Regions from separate parts of the Homo sapiens genome. Here region 2 is linked to region 1. A link is an interaction called in ENCODE POLR2A ChIA-PET data of the cell type or tissue named here. Cell type or tissue: GM12878. All regions are shown on one strand. Each heading gives the region's core, and the rest is flanking DNA. Links, peaks and the distances in the headings are about the cores only.

Region 1 (8,496 bases), core at 2,073-7,072:
TTGAAAAAAACTTGACATCTTTATATTATAAAACCTCTTGTCTAGTATCTGACACACCTCCATTAACTCGTCTTCTTTTGTGTACCTAGAGAAAAAAATGTATACTTTCCTTCAGAGGAGAGATCTAATTCTTATTAATTCTATTCCCAAATACTTTATGTTTCTATTTTGTGCAAATGAAATCATTTTCCCTCACTATCCAGTTCAATGTTTTTGCTTCTGGTTCCATTTCGATGGACAGAAAAATTATTACTTCTGCTTGTTCTTTGGACAGCTGTCCCTAAAATGTTTATTTATCCTAAACTATTCTTATTGAAAAGAGTTTCTAAACATAGAAGTCCTATGACATCTTTGGCATATGTCCAATGTTTTTTACTTGAAGTCTACTACAGAAATATCACTTATTATAAAGCTCAAGAAAAATGACCTATCATCCAAATAATCCATTATTCACTCAGCTATAGTTTCCTTGAGGTTATTGTTTTCTTGTGCTTTTTTGGTAATCTTTGGGAGCTCAACTAAGAAACTATTCTAAAAACCTAGAGATAATGAGGTATTTTAAAAATGTGCATGGACCTGGGAGCCAGAAGACAAGGGCTCCAGACTTGACTTGGCTACTCATGATGGTTATAATCTTGGTCAAATTTAACCTCTTTTGCTTCCCTTCTAGCAAATGAACAAGCTGAATTATATTGCTACCATGAGTATGTGTAAGAAGCAACAAGAATGTTGTTTTCATTTTTGTTCTCCACTCTTCCCCTGATATAAATATTCACTGCCAGTGAAAAAGCTATTGTGGCTGACTTTTCTCCTCTAGCTGGAAATGGACCTGCGAATCAACACAAAATAGTCCTGTAAACACCAGAATCCTGCAGGACCTCATCCAGCAAACATACCTGGACCCAGGGACTGGGGGAGGTTGACAACTACATAGAGATGTGTAGCCCTTTTCTCTGACTGCTATGAAGCTGAGCAGAATTGAAATAGATGGGCTGAGTCCTCTGTAGCTTAGAGGGTGAGATGATGAGAAAAGACAAGAAGGAAAGGGGCTCCCTCCTACTATCTTAACAGGCTGTTAACTGCTGCTAACTTAGGCTGCTTTCCCTTCCATCACTCTTGGGATTACTTCTTAAAAGACGGTAGCAGTCTGACCTACACTCAAGTAGCAAACAAAGTAATATAACTGTATACCTAAAGGTATCCAGCAGCCAGAGACAAAGAAAACAAATAAAATATTTAACAAACATCAGCAGCAAATAATATAGGCTGCAAAACAAACCTATTTCGATTAAAAACAGAAACTGAAGTGCTGATTTTTGCCTTGCTATTCAACACCATCCTGGAGATGATAAGTAAATGCAATAATATTAAAAAATTAAATCGTTACAAATATTAAAAAAGATACGAAACTTTATTAACTAGCAACAATCACCTAGAAATAGAAAATGATTTTAAAAGACCTTCTATTCGCAAAAATAAAATTGGTAGAAATAAATTTAATAAGAAAAGCATAGGACTTCATACAGAGGAAAGGACAAGCGCTTCCTAATATAAAAGAAGATATAAAAGAAGATCTGAACATGTGGAAAGACATAGTCATAGATGGAAGGATTTATCATAAGTGTCAATTTTCATAAAATTAATATATTAATTAGCACAGCTCCAACTAAAATTTTTTTTTTTTGACATGGAGTTGCGCTCTTATTGTCCAGGCTGGAGTGCAATAGCACGATCTCGGCTCACTGCAACCTCTGCCTCCCAGGATCAAGCGATTCTTCTGCCTCAGCCTCCCAAGTAGCTGGGATTACAGGCATGCGCCACCATGCTGGCTAATTTTGTATTTTTAGTAGAGATAGGGTTTCCCCGTGTTGGTCAGGCTGATCTCGAACTCCCGACCTCAGGTGATCTGCCTGCCTCAGCCTCCCAAAGTGCTGGGATTACAGGCATGAGCCACCGCGCCTGGCCAGCCCACTAAAATTTTGAGACTGTTTTGTCTAGGTTTATTGGATAGATCTATATTACAGTATACATGGAAGAATAAACACTCAAGAAAAGCCAAAAAAATTACTTTAAAAAATACAAAGAATATTATTTGAAATTAACTATAATCAGAACATAACTATAATCAAGACATATATCAGAACATAATATGATTATATCAGAACATAATATAACAATAATCAACTCAGTAGACATAAGTGTAGATAAATCAGATAATTGTAAAAAAAAAAAAAAAAAAAGTACCCCCTGCATTCCAGGGTAAGAATTCACATGGGCAAAATTAGAAGGAAAAAGATTATCTAGTAAAAATGTTGAAACAGCTGGCCATTCATCTAAAGAAAAAATAAATATACTATACTCAAAAACCAAAGTCCATCAGATTCCAAACCTGACTGGATAAAACAAACAAACAAACAAACAAAAACCAATGTCCAGATGGACATGAAGTTAAAAATTCATTTTTCAAAACCTTAGAAGAAATTGGGAATCTTCTTATATAATCAAGGGGTGAAAAGACCTGTAGCCTAGAGAGCAAACCCAAAATTATATATTTTTTAAAGATAAATGCATTTAACCAAATACAAATTTAAAATATTTAGGAGAAATGATACCATAAACAAGACAAAGTTGGAGAAATATTTATAATGTAGATGATAGAAAATATAAAACATTCAAAGAGCTCTTACAAAATAATAAGAAAAAGACAACACAATAAAGAAAAGGTGCCAAAAGATATACATAAGCAATTCAACATAACAGCAAGTCTAAAAAGCCAACAGGCATATGAAAAAATGTTCAAACAGTGTACCCAGAAAATGTAAATTAAACCAGCAGTGAGCTTTCATTTTATATATATATATATATATATATATATATATCAGACTGGCAAATACTAAAAAGAATGCATATATCACCTACTGCAGGTAAGGTACAGGGAAATGAAACACTTAACACAGCGCTGATAAAAAGGTAATGCCCAGTTAAGTACAGCGCTGTGGAGAAGGTGTTCTTACAAAAGATAAATATTCTGGCCCCTAGAACAGGGCATAAATTTCTTCGATCTTCAGGCTCTCTGTGCAACCTTCTGATAATAATTCAGCTTTGTATGAGCTTATCCCACAAAAATGGCAAAGGATGGGCTGCCAACTCCAGCATTAATATCCACTTGGCATATTTCTCACTGTAAATTAGTAAATTGGCAAACATATAAGAATTTGTCTGTCATATTCTTTATGATGATTCCACTCCCAGAAAAGATTTCATATATACTCTCAGCATTCTGACAATGCTAAGCTTTCTGACTTGACCCTGAACTTTGCTGGCCATCTCTGGCCATACCTTAAGTCAGAATCAAAATCTTTGGAATGGGGCCCAGGTATGTGTATGTTTTTGAAAGCTCCCCAGGCTGATTCTAATATGCAGCCAGGGTTGTGAACTATTGCCTTACCCTATTCTTCTAAAATGGAACAGTTGGCTCTATACAATAATTTTACTTAAAGTTGATTGTGATCATTAAAAAGTTTCAAAAGCACCATAAATAAGGAAACCTGTAATTATAATACCACAAATAATAGCCATCAAGTAGTTCTATTCCAACCATACAAAAGCCCTACACTTCAAATCATGGCAATACAATGCCCTTGCACTCTACGTAAAAACACACTACTAACCTTATCTTCAACGATATTACTAAGGCTATGTTACTGGAATCATCTTCTTATTTTCTTCCATATAGTCTCCCTATAATAAAATTTACTCATTCAGATATTGTTCCAAAATCATGTAAAGCTTATTTTAAAGAAAAAAGGATCGACTTAATGTATCAAATGTAAGTCTGTATTTGTTATATCGTTACTATATTGCATGATAATGGATATTAATAATTCATTCCTCATTTTTTATGAATGCCTTGACTAACTACTTTCTGTATCATATATCAATAATGTAACTGAAAATACAGCTTATAAAACAATTCACAAGATTTTCTATGACATTTACAAGTCATTACCTTCTGGGAAGAACAGGTCTGACAATTTGGAAATTCTCTTCGACAGCCTTCCCTATTCAAATGAATTTCTCTTTAATTATCTTTCTGTAAAAACCCTTAAAACTTTAATCATTTAGCAAAATTTTAAAAATTGGAAAATAGCATGCTTAATGAAAACCAACTAATAGATCTAAAATCGTCAAAAATGCCATCAAACAGGCAATGTCCTGTGGTATCACACATCAACAGACTAGGAAGAATAACCAAAAAGACATGACCCATTCTCATCCTGCAAAAGGCTAGCAAACTTGTCTTATCAATGTGACAATGCAACTGCAAACAGTTACTTCCAGAAAAGAAGACTAAGAGTTTGACCAGTAGTGGAATAGGCCAGAACCCAGTGATTTGAGACTCTGGCACAGGCTATGCCTACAATAGGCAAGACAGCTGTCAGGTATCATATTTAAAATATTAAGCAGTCAGTACAGAGGGGCTATCAGAAGAGCTACAGCCAGGATGCCTAATGACTGAATACCAGCATTGTTGGAGGTCATACGGCATCTAATTATGGAGGCAGAAGATGGTACCTAGAGAATATGATAACAGGTAAAAAGCACCAGGGAGGTCCAGGAGAACAGCAGATGTTATCCTGGCAAACAGTTGAATAATGCAAAGTCTATGAACAGGAAATATATAGACACACGGCTAGGGAGGTGGGTTTAATCAACAAAAAGGTATGCCAGCAGAACTTCATTCTCTTCAAGATCAGAGCAGGGTTCCACATTTGAAGGAAATGGAATACCAAAGTTTGATAAGGAAAGGCTCAGGAAAGAAGAGATACCAATAATTACAGATGGAGGCTTTGACACAAGAATGGGTAGCCGAGATACTACAACTGAAGAACAAAGGCAGATCCAAATTTGTAGTGAGGTTGGGCTGATGGTAAGTCACTTGAACTAATGAACTAGGGATGTCCCAAACTCCCCATCTTAGCACAGGATAGGACCCAGGGCCTGCTATAAGACTGAGTCTATACATGAGTACTACAGCAGGTACAGAGAAAGGTCATGACAGATATGTTAATAAAATAGAGGGTCAAATTTAACACAGATATTATTCTGGCCTGTTTGCGTATTCTCAGTCACCTGGCCCATTTGGATACTCTCAGTCACCTATGAATATTTTGACCATCTATGTTGGATTTTCTTGATTTTGAATCTTATTAGTAAACTATGTATTTAATATTTATCAATAAAATTTTAAAGCAAATTGTGAAACCCAAATACTTAATGAGTCCGATAATCAGCTGTACTTCTCACAACACTAACTGTTTAGTCTCAAAAATGAAATGTCTCCTTTCTCAAATGAGGTGAACCTAGCTTAAGAAGTTAGAATTAAACAAACAAACAAAAAAAAGATACAGCAGGCCCATGACTCTAAATCCAATGACACCTGGAGCTAGAAATCCCACTTTTCAGGGACCATCATGAAAAATTCACGTTGTTTACTTAATAGTACAATGAGTTGGCTTTCTTAGGATCCACTTCTCAAAGCAGACAAATTTATCTGAGGGATGATAAGAGTATTCTGACAATAAGCAATAGGTGATTCTTTTCCACTATGACCAACATTAACTCTCAACAGATACATTTCTGAAACTGATGTCAATGAGAATGTAACTGACCCTACAAAATTAGTTGTGCAAACAGCTAGTTAAAAATTTCCGTTATCTCCTGTACCTAACCCAAGACCTATTTTTCCTACCTCTTAAATATTTCCCATCACTATGAATGTTTTGTAAAGTGCTTAGAAGAGTACCTACACATGTTGTAGGTATTATATACTTGTTTGCTAAATAAATAACATTTCTTCCATTTGTTCAACCTTTATCTCACATATAGTCTCTTTCAATAGCATCCTAACTTGTCTCCTGGCACCACCCCAAAGACAGAAACTTGATGAAATCACCCCAATCACTGTCGCAAAGCCCATCAATGGTTACCTATTTATTTTAGGATTAAGACCAAAATCCATAACAAGGTTTTTGCTATTCTACATGGTCTAGTCCTTGCTTAACTTTCCAGCTTCATTCCCACCATGCTCTCCATAGCTCTCTGCTCCAGCCAAACCGGCCATTCCCTCCAGCTTCTAGCACTTGATATCCCTTCTGCCCACCCACCTATCTCCCAAACTGTTAACTATTTCTTCCTTCAGATCTTCCTAAAGTATCACTTGATCAGGGAAGCCTTCAATTAAAATATGAAGGAGTAGAGAAAGTTAGCTAAAGAGTTTGGGTGTGAGATTTTCTGGGGGGTGAGGGAGTGTTCTTAGTGTTCTTTTGCTTATCTGAGCCCCAATTTACTACTCTATAAAACAGCAATTTATCAATTGAAGAATGGATAAACAAATTGTGATGTATCCATCCAATGGAACATTATTCAATACATGTTATGACATAAATGAACCTTGGAAATACAGTTAAATGTAAGAACCCTGTCACAAAAGAACACCCATTGTATGATTCCATGTATATGAAATGTCCAGAATAGACAAATCCGTAGTGACAGAAAGTAGAATAATGAGTATGAGGTTTCTTTTTTAGATAATGAAAACATTCTGCAATTAGATACTGGTGATAATTGTACAATTTTGGAATACACTAAAACCCACCAAATTGAATACTTAATGAATTTTATAGTATGTGAATCTCACAATAAAGTTGCTACTTTGAAAAACAGCAATAATATTCCTCTTGAGATTTTCATGCTGATGGTTACAAGAGATTTAATGTATGTGCATATAATGTGAGTATACACAGATACGTGTGCAAAGACATACGATAGGTACTTACCACAATACTAGACCTATAAATACTTCAACAAATGGTATTATTTCAATCAAATAACACAGATTTTAACTGAAATTTAGATGAATGTATAATGTGCTTTTTGGGGTTGGCTTTTACTATTTTTACAATCCAAAAAAAAAATCTGAGTATTAAAAACAATTTATGAACTTTTCTCATTGTGCAAAAATGCAAGTAATCTATGCAAATACAGTTTCTTAACATACCATATCTTATTCACATTTTAACTTATAAAATTACGGTTTAAGAAGGTCAATCTATTTTATGTCTGTGATAAAAACTAAATTCTTTGAAACACCAGCTCTCATAAAAGTATGTATGCAAAATAAATTCTATAAATTAATATGCTTACAAGAGGTATTATATGGACAGCAAATGCATCTGTGATCTTAGCATTACATGAACAGATCTCAGTACTGAGTCTTGCTTTGTCTTATCAATTTTAGGGAACTAAGCCAATCTTTTAAATGATAACATCCTCACGACACAGCTGGTTTAACAGAATGTTCCTGATTCAGTTTTTAAAAGAAGTAATGCCTAAAACTGTTGGCACAAAGACAAAATCCTGAATTTAGGCCATATGAATGTCACTTCATTGTTGTTACTGAAAGAAATAAGCTCAACTATAATCAAACTTCAGCAGCACTGCATCAACATTCTGCCAGCTAAGCAGGCCCTGAAACCAGAGGGCCTCTAGCGACTAATATAAAAAGTAGCATTTAACATTAATACAAAGCACGCAAATGCATCTTATAAATAAGAAACACTATTATAATTAATGATGAACTATAATAATATACACTGCTTTTAAGTTATGTTCGAAGACACAACCCATAGATTTTTTTCTTTTTCTTTTTTCTTCAGGAGGGTAGGGGCAACATTTGAAATATATAATTTATTTAATGGAAAAAATTTTTCATTTCTTTTTTTATAAAGGCTATTAATAAATCAAGTTTTCCTCTGTTCTTTCCAAGAAATTCACTAAATAAAATGTTATGAAAATGTATTTAATCACTAAAAAATCATTTTATGCATTCCTACTTCAGGAATTGTTCCCCTGAGAGACATCAGTAGCATAATATTAATAACCAAATTATAAAAGGGGTCATATATTTATGCTTCTACCTTCTTCTCTATTATAAACTCATCCCAACAAAAATTATTGCAGCTCTACCCAATATCTTACTTGTCTGCACATTTACCAGAGCTTAAATAAGCATTAAATACACAAAGAACAAAAAGACAATCAACCAATACCCTCCAGAAGCTTACACTCAAGTAGCAGAGAAAGACATGAACAAGATGATGAGTATAATGATGCAATGATGTTTAAAGTGAAGAAGAGAACAGATGAAGCATTAACTATGTGGCTGACTGAAGGAAGAATGGGTCTTGAAAGAGGAGTAAAAATCATTGCGATGCAGGCAGAGAGATGAGAGGGTACATTTCAGGCAAAGGTAGCAGCAAATATGAAGGCACAGAATGCTTCCAGAACTGGCAAAGCATGGCGAGAACGGCAACAGGCAAAATGAGCAGAGGCTAGATGATGAAAGGCCTCCTCCTACAGGAGACAGAAAATCTGTGAGGTAAGGAAGGGAGGGACATGAAGAGCCAGCTTTTAAAAGGAACCCTTACCAGCAAT
Region 2 (7,782 bases), core at 753-5,752, 170 kb after region 1:
AAAATTAGCCGGGCGCGGTGGCGGGTGCCTGTAGTCCCAGCTACTCGGGAGGCCGAGGCAGGAGAATGGCGTGAACCCGGGAGGTGGAGCTTGCAGTGAGCCAAGATCGCACCACTGCACTCCAACCTGGGTGACAGAGTGAGACTCCATCTCAAAAAAAAAAAAAAAAAAAAAAAGAGATGAGATCTTGCTGCATTGTCCAGGCAGACCTCGAACTTCGTGGGCTCAAGGGATTCTCTTATCTGTCCCTGGCATATGATATATACTCACCAATGACTACAATTTATTTATTTATTTAGTCTTTTAGGAAATATTAGTTGAGCACCTGAGCGTCAGGCACTGTTCTAGGCACTAGGGATGCATCAGGGAAAAAAATTAAAATCCTGCCTCATGGTGCTTACCTAGAGAGAGACAAGGAATAAGTAAAACAAGAGGTTAGACTGTAGTAAGTGCTACCGAAGTGGAGGAAAAAAAGGCAGGAAATAGAAGGGGGATAGGAAATGTCTGCAGTGGGTAGTGATTGAGGATGGGAGATAAAGAAGAGAGGAGTTGCAATTTTCTTTTTTCTTTCTTTCTTTCTTTTTTTTTTTTTTTTTTTGAGACGGAGTCTCACTCTGTTGCCCAGGCTGGAATGCAGTGGCATGATCCTCTCACCTCAGCCCTACAAGTAGTTGGGACCACAGGCACACACTACCATGTCTGGCTAATTTTTTGTGTTTTTAATAGAGACAGAGTTTTGTCATGTTGTCCAGGCTGGTCTCAAACTCTTGAGCTCAGGCCATCCATCCACCTTGGACTCCCAAAGTGCTGGCATTACAGGCGTGAACCATTGCACCTGGCCTGATCCCTTCTCATTAGATCTCCCACTACCACATTGATTCACATCATCGTGATCTCTTGCCTAACTTATTGCAGAAGTCCCCTAACTGGCCTCCACGTCTTGTTTCACTTTACTCTTAACACAGTAGCCAGAGTGATCTTGTTAAAATCCAAGTCAGATAGCCACTCCTTTGCTCAGACCCTCCAAATGGCTTCCCATTTCTCCAATAAAAGCCAAAGTCTTTACAATGGCATAGGAGGCCCTGCAGTCTTTCTCTTCCTTTCCTCCAGACCTTATACTCCACCATTCTTTTCCTCATTAATTACACTCCAGCAGCACTGCTCTTGCATTTTCTCAAACATGCCAAGCAGGTACCCATCTTAGGCTCTATGTAATTGCTCTCAGATATCTGCATAATACAATTCACCATTACTGAGCCTGGGAGGTGGAGGTTCCAGTGAGCCAAGATCATGCCACTGCACTACAGTCTGGGTAGCAGAGTGAGATCCTGTCTCAAAGTAATAATAACAATAATAATGAGAAGGGATCAGATTATGGATATACTTTGAAGATAAATCCAATAGGAGTCACAAAGAAATTTTATGTAGAGTGAGAGAGAAAGAAGAGTCAAGGATGCCTCCACAGATTTTAGTCAAATGAAATGGAAAGAGGAATAGCTTTCAAATGAGATGAAGAAGATGAGGAAGACTGAAAAGAAAAGTTTCATTTTTTTTTTCTGTTGTGGTGTCAAAGACCAGGAATTTGGTTTGAGGTATGTAAAGTTTGAGATGCAAATTAGATACATGTAGGCAGACATATGTGTCTGAAGTTCCAGAGAGAGGTCTATACTAGAAAACTAAATTTGGGGCTGGGCACAGTGGCTCATGCCTGTAATCCCAGCACTTTGGGAGGCTGAGGCGGGTGGATCATTGAGGTCAGGAGTTCAAGACCAGCCTGGCCAAGGGTGAAACCCTATCTCTACTAAAAATACAAAAAAATTAGCCAGGCTTGGTGATGCATGCCTGTATTCCCAGCTACTTGGGAGGCTGAGGCAGGAGAATAGCTTGAACCCAGGAGGTGGAGGTTGCAGTGAGCCGAAATCATGCCACTGCACTCCAGTCTGGGCAACAGAGTGAGAGTTGGTCTCAAAAAAAAAAAAAAAAAAAAAAAAAAAAAAAAAAGAAAAGAAAAAGAAAACTAAATTTGGCATTTATGATATGGTATTTAAAGCCTTGACACCAGAGGTTACCAAGAAAGTGGCTACCGAGATGTCCAAGGCCTGTCTGAGTCAAAGTGCACCCCAAAATTTGGAAATCAGAAAGACAAGAAAGAACCAGCAAAGGAAACTGAAAAAGAGTGGTCAGTTAGATAGAGGGAAAAAAGAAAAGGGGGCCAAATTTTGGAACAAGAGAAGAGAATAAAGGAGTGATTGACTGTCAAACGCTTTAGAATAGGTCGCATAATACAAGGATAGAGAATTGAAAGATTGATTTAATAACACAAAGGTCATGGAGACTTTGACAAGGACATTTGCTTAGGGTAAAAGTGTTTGGAGTGAGCCCAAGAGAGACTGGGAAGAGAGGAATTGGACACAGGAAGTAGAGATAATTCTTTCAAGGAGTTTTGCCATAAAAGAGCAAAAAAATGAGAATGTGAGGTCAAGAAAAGCTTTGGGATTTTTCTTGCTGTTAAAGCTGAGAATCATAACTTGTTCATAAGCTGATGGGAATTTTCTTACAGTGAAGAGAAACCAAGGATGGGAGACAGAATGGGTCGAACTGCTAGAGGTGGGTACCTTGAGTAGGTGAATACCTTGAGTAGGTGAGAGAGGATGGAATCTACCTCTCAAGTACAGGGCTGGTCTTGGATAGGAGCACAGGCAGAAGAGCTGTGTGTGTCATAGAGGAAAACATACTATACGGGTACAGGTGCAGAAGAATTCCACAGGCTCTTGTCATGACCTCTATCTGGCATGATGCGGGATGGATGTCAAGTTAAGAGCCTGTGGAATTCCGATTGCATCTTTCAAGAAATATCGCAACACTTTTTCTATTACATATTATGATTTTTCATTTAATGAAACATTTTTGAAAGAGTCTGGTATACGTGATACTGTTGATATGGTGTGGGGGTTCCCTTTACTTGTAAGAATCAGTATTGTGGGCAAAACAGGTAAACAAACAATTGTGATGTGGTAAGTGTTATCCTACAGGCATATGAAAATGCTGCAGCAACTGGTTGGGGGTGGTGGCTCACGCCTGTAATCCCAGCTCCTTGGGAGGCGGAGGTGAGTGGATCGCCTGAACTCAAGAGTTTGAGGCCAGCCTGGGCAACATGGTGATATCCCGTCTCTACAAAAAATACAAAAATTAGTTGGGCGTAGTGGCATGTGCCTGTAGTCCCAGCTACTTGGGAGGCTGAGATGGGAGGCTCACTTGAGCCGGGGAGGTGGAGGTTGCAGTGAACTGGGGATCAGATCCACTGTGCTCCAGCCTGGGTGACAGAGTGAGACCCTGTCCCAAAGGGGAAACAAACAAACAAAAACTGGCCTAAAGCTGCTAATATTTTAGTTTTGTGGCCTGCAAACTTCTAGCATTTCTATAACAGGCATCAAACTTACTTCTATATCAGAAAGTATTTGGCTTATGTCAAAGTTTTAAAAACTTTTTTTCATGTGACACTTTTTCTTAAGAGGAGCTCGTGAATAACTATTTAAATGTTACAGTTGGCTTGAATTTTAAACATTTGGTGAGAGTTGTAAAAATATATGTTTTAAACTTTCAGAGAATAAAAATTTAAGACCCACTTTCTTAGAAGTTACTATTAATAAATAAATAATTTTGTAGTTCTAATCTCATTAAAAAAATTTTTTAAGACTGAGATTGATGTGTAGGACCCAGCTGCAAAATTCAAACCAGCTACATGCAGCTGCACTCTGGTTCCCCTAATTCATCTAACAGCTCTTAGTGTGTTCTATAAGTGGCAATAGAAAAGGCACAGCAGATGTGCAAGATGGCTCCTGAAATCTAAAGAGGGACAGATGGTTCTCGGTTTGATTGACAGCATGAGGAGCACTGTAGAAAGGGTCACCTCCTGTGGAGGGGTTTTTTTTTTTTTTTTAATCCTTGCCTCTGCCTGAAAATGAAACTGTCCAAGAAAGAAAAGCAGAGTATGGCTATTCAGAAAGCCTTTTTTTTTTTTTTTCAAATATTTGTTATAGTGAAATTATAAAGTCACCTAGACGTGGAAAAAACTCTCCTCTAACTTTTGACTGAGAGCTGACTCTTCATATTTATAACAAAGTAGACAGATTGGTGTTTGAATGCAATACTCAGAATATTGGAGATAGAGCTGGAATTAAGGCAAAAACAAAAATAACATAATTTACACAACAGCATCGATTAGAGCTGGAATAATGATCACTGGAAGCCCTATTTTCCCCTTAAAAATAAACTTTTTGTTTTAAATTTTAATTACAAAGTTAGACAAATTATTTGCAATAGTTTACCGGGAATGGTTCTAAATTAACAATATAGGCTATATCACTTTTATGCTTACCTCTCTCTCTCTCTTTTCCAAACTCCTTTCTAGTACTTTAAATCTTCAAGAAAAACAAAAAAGAACTCACATTTTCTGCATGCAAACCAAGTCCTGGATGCTGTGTTAGGTACTTTATAACTTTATATGATTTAGTATCTCAGAGGTATTAATAGATTCTTCTTAGGTTCATATTCATACTGACACATGGGCTCCATGATTTTATTGATGCTTCTCTTCATCTTCTGCTGAAAAAAGGAAAACAAGAACAAAATATGCCTCAAAATAATAGTCTATATATTAAGATACATTCTGGGAGTCCAGGATTTGTGAAGTCCTCTTAAACCATTTCTAGAAGAGGCTGGGTGCAGTGGCTCACGCCTGTAATCTCAGCACTTTGGGAGGCTGAGGTGGGCAGATCATGAGGTCAGGAGTTCGAGACCAGTCTGGCCAACATAGTGAAACCCCATCTCTACTAAAAATACAAAAAATTACCCGGATGTGGTGGTGTGCACCTGTAATCCCAGCTAGTCAGGAGACTGAGGCAGGAGAATTGCTTGAAACCAGAAGGCGGAGGTTGCAGTGATCTGAGGTCGCGCCACACTCCAGCCCGGGGAACAGTGTGAGACTCCATCTCAAAAAAAAGAAAAGAATAAATTATTTCTAGAAGAAATTCACACAGTGGCAGATGCAAGATTTCTCTCTAGACAAGACTCAGGATTGACAATGTATTTGCAAGAAATAGCTGGGAGGTAATTGTCTTGAAACTTCATTTGCATGAAACTATGCTTTTTTGGAATGACCTGCAAAACCTGCCAGGGAATTTACATTTCTTGGTAAGCCTGCTTTTTGGAGGATCTTTAAGAAGTGCTGCAGTTTGATAAAAGTCTGAAAACTACAGTAGATCTGACATATGAACAAATATTTACTTCTGTGACTCATGAACTGAACTAGATTCTGATAATGTAGACAGGGCTATCTCAGTTCTTGTAAAATTCTCAAATCTCTACTCCACTGGCTTGGAGGAAATCAAACTGTTGAACTAGACAGCAGCTCAGAAACCCCAGGGTCGCAAATGACTTTCCCTTTCACTTCCCATCGCCTCTGTTTTAATGACAACAAAGCTTTTTGTGGCCAAGGCATAAATTCATTGAATATGAAATATTTACATTCCACCATCTAGTCAACATCATATTCTTTCAGCTCTCCCACATAGGTAATCCCGCACATACCTGTTCTTTGGCATCATACTGACTACTAGATCTTTGATACTCTTAATTTTATCCCTATCTGATTGTTTTCTTTTCATCCCTACTTAGCTTCAATTCCATTGCCAATAATTTCAACCATTCTCTTGCCAATATCTTCAACTACTTTGTCTTTCTGTCACAAATGTATAAAGTGGCCTGTATTCTATAACTTTCATTACCTTCTTCCTGCTAGTCACACAGGATGGGTAAGCCCTTCTCCCATTTATGTCGACTTATCCACCTGTGCATTTCTCGCTCTCTCTCTGTTTAGACATTCTATGCCAATATGTCCCAATCTTTTTAATATCATGGCACACATAGAAAAACGCTAATCTTTGTGCAGTTCATTAGAATAAACTGGAGGCGATCAGGACATCTATATAGCGCTTAGTTGATATATGCTAATGGCAATTAAAAATACAAAATATAGTCAAGAGATTGAGACCATCCTGGCCAAAAAATTAGCTGGGCATGGTGGCACATGCCTGTAGTCCCAGCTACTCAGGAGGCCGAGGCAGGGGAATCGCTTGAACCTGGGAGGCGGAGGTTGCAGTGATCTGAGATCACGCCACTGCACTCCAGCCTGGCAACAGAGCAAGAGTCCGTCTAAAAGGAAAAAAAAAAAAAGGAAGATAATAAATACTGGCTTTTGTTGAATAAATATTGACTTTTATAAAACTTTGAAATAATATCTTTTAAAACTTGGGCTTGCTTCTCAAAATACAACTTCTTAACTGTTTATTATTAGGCTTAAATTTGAAACGGTGGCAGGGCACCGTGGCTCACGCCTGTAACCCCAGCACTTTGGGAGGCCAAGGCAGGAGGAACACCCGAGATCAGGAGTTTGAGACCAGCCTGACCAACATGGCGAAACCCTGTCTCTACTAAAAATACAAAAATTAGCTGGGCATGGTGGCACACACCTGTGATCCTGCTACTCGGGAGGCTGAGAGAAGAGAATCGCTTGAATCTGGGAGGTGGAGGTTGCAGTGAGTGGAGATTGGGCCACTGCACTCCAGCCTGGGTGACAGAGCGAGACTCCCTCCTCCCCAAAAAAAGGGGTGGGAGAGGGGCCAAGATGGCTGAATAGGAACAGCTCTGGCCTGCAGCTCCCAGCAAGACCAACGCAGAAGGTGGTTGATTTCTGCATTTCCAGCTGAGGCACCCAGTTCATCTCACTGGGACTGGTTAGGCAGTGGGTCCAACTCATGGAGAGTAAGCAGAAGCAGTGTGGGGCGTTGCTTCACCCGGGAAGTGTAAGGAGCCAGGAACCTCCCTCCCCTAGCCAAGGGAAGCCATGAGGGACTGTGCTACCCAGCTGGGTTACTACACTTTTTCCACGGTTTTTGCAATCTGCAGATCAGGAGATTCCTACCGGGGCCCTGGGTTTCAAGCACAAAACTGGGCGGCTGTTTGGGCAGACACTGAGCTAGCTGTAGAAGTATTTTTTCATACCCCCAGTGGCACCTGGGACTGTGCTACCCAGCCGGGTTACTACACTTTTTCCATGGTTTTTGCACTCTGCAGATCAGGAGATTCCCACCAGGCCCCTGGGTTTCAAGCACAAAACTGGGGGGCTGTTTGGGCAGACACCGAGCTAACTGCAGAAGTATTTTTTCATACCCCAGTGGGGCCTGGAACACCAGTGAGACAGAATTGTTTACTCCCCTGGAAAGGGGGCTGAAGCCAGGAAGCCAAGTGGTCTAGCTCAGTGGGTTCCACTTCCATGGAGCCGAGCAAGCTAAGAACCACTGGCTTGAAATTCTTGCTGCCAGCACAGCAGTCTGAAGACAACTTGGAATAATCGAGCTTGGTGTGGGGAGGGGCATCTGCCATTACTGACATTTTAGAAGGCAGTTTTCTCCTGACATTGCTCAGGAGGCTGGGTGCTCTGGGCTGGGTGTGGCAAAGCAGCTGTGGCCAGACTGCTTCTCTAGATTTCTCCTCACTGGGCATCTCTGAAGGAAAGGTAACAGCCCTAGTCAGGGACTTACAGACAAAACCCCCATCTCCCTGGGATAGAGCACCTGGGGGAAGGGGTGGTTGTGGGCGCAGCTTCAGCGGATTTAATCATTCCTGCTTGCTGGCTCTGAAGAGAGCAGCTGATCCTGACAAAAGGGATTCTCCCAGCGCAGTGCACCAGCTCTTCTAAGGGACAGACTGCCTTCTCAAGTG

Evidence for each region. ChIA-PET counts read pairs that join two places held together with the same protein. Peaks named below come from ENCODE experiments on the same cell type or tissue, not always from the same donor. Only the 100,000 strongest peaks of a DNase experiment are listed, where the experiment ranks them.
Region 2: POLR2A ChIA-PET joins it to region 1 with 5 read pairs; 3 of 35 experiments call an interaction of 5 or more read pairs at or near these places.

The regions. Positions count from the first base shown.
Region 1 is chr4:48,642,277-48,650,772 of GRCh38, forward strand. All of the region lies in intron 3 of FRYL (FRY like transcription coactivator), which reads right to left. Among named protein-coding and RNA genes, the nearest start is that of FRYL, 130 kb to the right of the region's middle. In GM12878, for the core only: no CTCF peak of the experiment used is centred there; no DNase peak of the experiment used is centred there.
Region 2 is chr4:48,810,316-48,818,097 of GRCh38, forward strand. It overlaps a transcript of OCIAD1 not described here. Among named protein-coding and RNA genes, the nearest start is that of OCIAD1, 17 kb to the right of the region's middle. In GM12878, for the core only: no CTCF peak of the experiment used is centred there; DNase peaks (open chromatin) are centred at 3,839 and 5,389; H3K4me3 peaks cover 1,039 bases; H3K27ac peaks cover 326 bases.